Regions from separate parts of the Homo sapiens genome. Here region 1 is linked to region 2. A link is an interaction called in ENCODE POLR2A ChIA-PET data of the cell type or tissue named here. Cell type or tissue: PC-9. All regions are shown on one strand. Each heading gives the region's core, and the rest is flanking DNA. Links, peaks and the distances in the headings are about the cores only. Region 1 overlaps SNX30 (sorting nexin family member 30). Region 2 overlaps SLC31A2 (solute carrier family 31 member 2).

Evidence for each region. ChIA-PET counts read pairs that join two places held together with the same protein. Peaks named below come from ENCODE experiments on the same cell type or tissue, not always from the same donor. Only the 100,000 strongest peaks of a DNase experiment are listed, where the experiment ranks them.
Region 1: POLR2A ChIA-PET joins it to region 2 with 11 read pairs; 3 of 35 experiments call an interaction of 5 or more read pairs at or near these places.

Annotation. Positions count from the first base shown.
Region 1 is chr9:112,753,716-112,756,627 of GRCh38, forward strand. The region is part of intron 1 of SNX30 (sorting nexin family member 30); the gene reads left to right. Among named protein-coding and RNA genes, the nearest start is that of SNX30, 4.4 kb to the left of the region's middle. RefSeq lists enhancers at 864-1,478, 937-1,026, 1,479-2,092, 2,128-2,807. In PC-9, for the core only: no CTCF peak of the experiment used is centred there; DNase peaks (open chromatin) are centred at 186, 1,106, 1,466 and 2,196; H3K4me3 peaks cover 1,473 bases; H3K27ac peaks cover 2,500 bases.
Region 2 is chr9:113,151,533-113,154,444 of GRCh38, forward strand. All of the region lies in intron 1 of SLC31A2 (solute carrier family 31 member 2), which reads left to right. Among named protein-coding and RNA genes, the nearest start is that of SLC31A2, 2.0 kb to the left of the region's middle. In PC-9, for the core only: no CTCF peak of the experiment used is centred there; DNase peaks (open chromatin) are centred at 659 and 1,419; H3K4me3 peaks cover 1,075 bases; H3K27ac peaks cover 702 bases.

The sequences.
Region 1 (2,912 bases), core at 125-2,624, 400 kb before region 2:
CTGTGGGGAGCATCTAAATGACACCATTCTCAAGGGCCTGATTTATAGTAAGCCACTTTTCCTTAGAGGCTAAGCATTGTAATTTCTTTCTCTGACTAGGAGTAACATTTTCCTTGAATCTTGGCATACACGTATGGTCTCATAACTCTGAAGAAATTTCTGTAGAGAGAAGCTAGCAAGCCACAGAGGTGAGTCAGAGCCAGAAGAAGGAAGCCTTCCCTGTGGCTGGCTTTCTCCTACCTCAGCAGCATGAGGGTCATCAGAGGGGTGTTAGGACAGTTCAGTGCTATGGTCTGTCTTTGAAAAGAAGCCAGTTTTGTCTTGTTAGATACTGGGGTTGTGATCCTGGATGACAGGGATTCTGCGTCAGTTCTGGGCCAGGGGAATGAAGGTTTGACAGGCTGGTCATAGTACAGGGTTATTATGCAAAGGGGAATTGCTTTCTGAGGGCCCAAGATGGTGCGATGAACAGGGTAGCCTGGTGTCTTGGTCCAGCTGACGCTTGTGAATGAACTCTGTAGTGCTTGGGTAGAAGAGAAAGACTGAATATGATGGACTCTCCACCAATTTCTCAAATTGTTCAAATCATGGTGTGATGCCTCCCTTCATAGGCTCCCAAAGGAGGAATCCTTTCTATCTACCAGAGGTTGCCAGGACTAATTCTTTTGATGCCTGCTAAACTCACTGGGCCTTTTTTTTTTTTTTTTTTTTTTGAGATGGAGTCTCACTCTGTTGCCTAGGCTAGAGTGCAGTGGTGCAGTCTCACTGCAACCTTTCCCTCCTGGGTTCATGTGATTCTCCTGCCTCAGCCTCCTGAGTAGCTGAGATTACAGGTGACTGCCACCACACCTGGCTAATTTTTTTATTTTTAGTAGTGATGGGGTTTTACCATGTTAGCCTGGCTGGTCTCGAACTTCTGACCTCAGATGATCTGCCCACCTCTGCCTCCCAAAGTTCTGGGATTACAGGCGTGAGCCTCACTGGACCTTATATGGCTATCTCCATCTAAAATGTAAATACATCACTTAGCCTTACTCTCCTTTTTTAACTTTCATCTGTAAATTGCTCCAGGCTGCTTCTCCTCTGACTCAGCCTCTAACTTCTGTACCCCTCCCAAAACTTAATACTGGATTCTTAAGCCCCATTGTGTGGCTAACACCTCCTCCCACATCCTCAATCTCTTCTCTGAACTCTTCATCTACTTCCTGCCTCCTTAGGTCACTTAGACGTCCTCTGAAGTCTTCAAAATAGAGAAGGCTTTTCCTCCATCACCTTTTACAAACCAGGCTCTGCTCCTTTGAGGCTCCTGTCATTCTTTTTGTTCATTTGATACATATTTGAGGGCCTACTATGAGCCAGGCACTGTTCTAGGAACTTGAATAAATTAGCTGAAAACCCTGCCCTCACTGGATACATTTCAGCAAGTTTGTACTGTATTACACCATAAATGCCATGGAAGGAGGAAAAAGGAGAACTGGCCGCGAGGAAGAGGATTTGGCAGGCCTTGTTGAGTACTTGATATTTGAGCAGACTGGAAGGAGGTGAGGGAGTTAGTGGGTGAGTATCTGAAGAAGACTGTCCGGGGAGGGACTGCCTGAAGCAGAGGCCGGAAGGCACAGGGCTGGTGTGTCGGGGAGCAGCCTAGAGGCCAGTGTGGCCAGGTAGAGTGAGCATTGGAGAGTTAAAGGCTGGGGGCAGAGAAGGGAGGGGTCAGATTATATTGAATGTGGCCGGTCACCCTGAGGACTTTGGCCTTTATTGCTAGGGCCATGGGGTGGGAAGTTAACATGGGCAGGGGACATTTCAGGGTCTTGAGCAGGAGGGGGGCATAGTTTGATTATATATTGAAAAGGATCACATAGGCTGTTCAATTGAGACTACCTTGAGCATTCCCCTGAATTAGTTAGGATTCTTTATTAGTTAAAAAGACATGAGCTGAATGCAAACTAGATAGAGGAAAATAAAAATCTACTGGCTCACGTTGCTGAAAAGGCCCAGGTATTTTGGCTTCAGGGATGGCTGGAGCAAGGTATTCCAGTGATGTCGGGGATCTGTCACTTTCCATCTCTTGGCTCTGCTTTCTTCTGTGTCAGCCTTGTTCTCATGCCAGTGAAGGGATATGTTCTATAAACAAGCTTCCCAGCTCCAGCAGAAGGAGAGCACTCCTTTCCTGATAGTTCTGGCCAAAGCTCTGGGCTGGTGTCTCATTGGTCTAAATTGGGTCAGGCGCCTAAACCAGTCTCTGATTCTGATTGCGCAGACTTGAATCAGGTACTTATCTTTGGAATGAGGAAAGGAATTTTTTTAAAATTGGGGAATATATACATGAAGTTTATAACAATGTGTGTATATAAAGAGTAAAAGTTATCTGTACAGTTTAAAGACTAATAAAATGTTCCTACCCCCAGATTAAGATACAGAATATTACAAATATTTTGGAAGCCCCCTCTGTGCCTGGGAAGGGAGGAGGTGGTTGCCAGAGCAAAATCAAGAAATGTTAGACAAGCAGGAAACAAATATCCACTACAGACCTTCCAATACTGTTTTCTTTGTCATTTTCCAACTTCACACCTTCTCACTCTCATTCATTAAATCTTTAGACCCCAACTTACTGTCTTCTGAAATCATGTCCTCACCACGGGGCTTTAATCATTCACATGGCTGATCTGTCCAACTCTCCAAAATTACCAGTTTCTTGACCTCCTTATCTGTAATCATCCTTTTTTTTTTTTTTTTTTTTTTTTTTTGGGATGGAGTCTTGCCCTGTTGCCCAGGCTGTGGTGCAATGGCACGATCTCAGCTCACTGCGATCTCAGCTCACTGTAACCTCTGCCTCCAGGGTTCAAGCGATTTTCCTGCCTCAGCCTCCTGAGTAGCTGGGACTACAGGTGCCCACCACCACGCCCAGCTAA
Region 2 (2,912 bases), core at 132-2,631:
GCTCTTGTCAAGTTTGTAGCCTGATTCTTCGGGGAATAAAACAGAACCAGCTACTTTCCAGCTTCCCTACACTTTCAGTCAGAAAACAGCGTTTCAGACAAGCTGTTTTTCTTGGTAGGGTTCACCTGGGCTGGAGAGAACGACAGCTTGCAAGACTCGTTCGTCTTTGAAGAAGTCATATCATTTTCTTCATCCCATGAAGAATGTCATAGAATTTAAGATACAGGAAGCTCAGCCTGGGCAACATAGCTAGACCCCGTCTCTACAAAAATTAGCCACAAGTGGTGGCAGGCGCCTGTAATCCCAGCTACTCGGAGGCTGAGGCAGGATGAGGAGGATTGCTTGAGCCCAGAAGTTCCAGGCTGCAGTGAGCCATGACCTTCGGCCTGGGCAACAGAACAAGACGTCCTCAAACAAACAAAACAAAAAAAAAAAGATATAGGAAGTGTATGTAGGCCATTTAGTGAAATGATCAGCCGTCCTTTAAAAAGGGAAATAGATGGAAAGCACTTGCAAAAGTTCCCCAGCCAGTCAGCCTAGCAACTGGGACCTTCATCTCCTTCCCAACCCTTGTTTACAAATAAGGAAGCTTTTCTCAAAGTGTAAGTAACCCCAAATGAAGAAATATAGAAGAAAACAAGTTCCAGGGATTGCTCCCTCCTTCACCACAGCCCCACCCTGAAAAAAGCACAAATCAGTTAAACTTTCAGAGGCCAAGATTCATCCCAAGTAGGAAAACAAGATTGGGGCCCTGCCCCTTGCCTATCTGACCACAAAGCCCTTTAATTGAAAACTGTAGCCCAGATCGCTTCTCTCAAGTCAGGGTGTGCTGACTTCCATCTTTTCCTCTAGCAAAAAGGCAAAAGTAGAAAGGGTTGAGTGACAGGTGAGTCTTCGTCCCTCTGGGGCTTCGGACTCCGTGGGTGTTTCCAGCTCTGAACAAACCATACAGTTCATCTTCCCAGCTATCTCCTGCTTCTCTGGCTTCAGAACCATCCTAGCCAACTGCTCTCTGGCCAGGGCAGGTGTCTCTCAGGCGGCTTGGTCCCCAGCACCCCCAGGGAGCCTCCACTGTGCCTCCCTTTCTCTGACCTACAACCTGTTGTAATTATTTGCTCACTTAAATGTCCCCCCTCATAGACAGGTAGCTCCCTAAGGGCCAAAGACTTGTCCCATTCATCTCTGTATCGCCAGGGTCTGCACAGACCTAGCACAACAAAAAGAAATCTTTCAAATTACTCTTACTGTTCTGTGGGTGTTCAGGTCTATGGCAAAACATGTCTGGGCTGTTTTGGGCTCCTAAGATAACTGGCCCAGGCCCAAGGATGATAGAAGGAAACCAGTTATGGCAACTCCCTGACTGATTAATTAGCCACTAGGGACATTCCATTCATACCATCTGCTTTACCAAATGGACTCAGAGAAGGGGTGATGGGTGTCACCCCTACCTCTACCTGGCAGAGATGGTGCTAGAGGCTTCTGCTGAGGATGAGGCCATCTCCGGTGTAAATGGAGTTTCACAGTATTGTTTGTACCTGTTTGGTTTTGTATATCAATCTTGCGTAAACATTTTGCTGTGTCAAAATGTTTTTTTTTTTTTTGAAAGCCTAACAGGAGAGATCTCTGAGTAGTAAGACTCAAAATGATTTTTTACTTTCTTTTCGGTACTGTGTCAGCTTTTTACATTGAGCTAGTGCCATTGGGGGTGGGGGGTAAAAGCTATTCTTATTTTTAAACTCTTCAACATTTTTTAAAGTCTTCAACATGATCTTTATCATGTTGTGATGTGACCGCCTAGATTTCCATTTTGAAGCTCTCATATAATTTACTTGACCAGTCCCTACTGGTTGACAGGAGACCATCATGGTTCCTATGATTTCTCAAAGTGTGACCCCCAACAAACACCTGTCCTAGAAACACCTGTCCCAGAAACACCCAGTACACTAAGGTTTGAGAACCAGTACAGGCTTTCCAGAAAACTCTCTGGCTCTGGGTACCTGATTGCCGAGTGACCATGGGGAGATAAGTGGGCTTTTATGTACCTTCCTTGTTAAAGAGGTTAATAATAGTAGGCACCTGCGGAGATGTCACAGGGAGTGACACATAATAAATGGAAGGTGAACGTGGTACAGGCACATGCAGTCCCTCAGAAGACACAGAGCTGTGTGGCTGTTCTGTCCAATCAGATGCTTTCACATTTCTTTCTCTGTCCTGCAGCTCCACGGTCTCCAGTGAGCCCAGTCCCTGGGTAGGCGCAGGCAGGGGTTGGTGACACAAGTCAGACCCCTTTTGGCACTGAAAGGCATGTTAGCTGAGTGTAGGGAGTAGAACAGCCAGGTTAGTCCCAGGTCTCTACCAAACCCCAGGCTGCAGCGTCCAAATCTGAGAGATGCATAGATGTGGTGCCCCATCCAACCCGGAAACAGAGGCACACTCACTGTTATTGTTGTTGTTTTTGAGACAGAGTCTTACTCTATTACTCAGGCTGGAGTGCAGTGGCATGATCTTGGCTCACTGCAACCTCCACCTCCCGGGCTCAAGTGATCCTCCCACCTCAGCACCTCCCAAGTAGCTGGGACTACAGGCACATGCCACCACACCCAACTAATTTTTGTATTTTTTGTAGAGACAGGGTTTTGCCATGTTGCCCAGGCTAGCACTTTTTTCTTTTACAAGGTTTCAGGAAGAGTAGATAGAGTTCAAGATGGGAGCCTGTGAAAGTGAGGCCAAACCAAGGGAAAGGGTTCCTAGAGTCCTGTCCTCATCTTACAGACGAGGAGACTGGGTCCACAGGGGGCTTTCTGCGTGTCAGCAGCTCAAGGCCACGCAGCTGGTTCCTGGCAGAGCTGGGAGGGAGATCCAGGCAGTGCAGCTTTAGAGACCGTGCCCCTAACCACTAGCCTTGCTGCCTC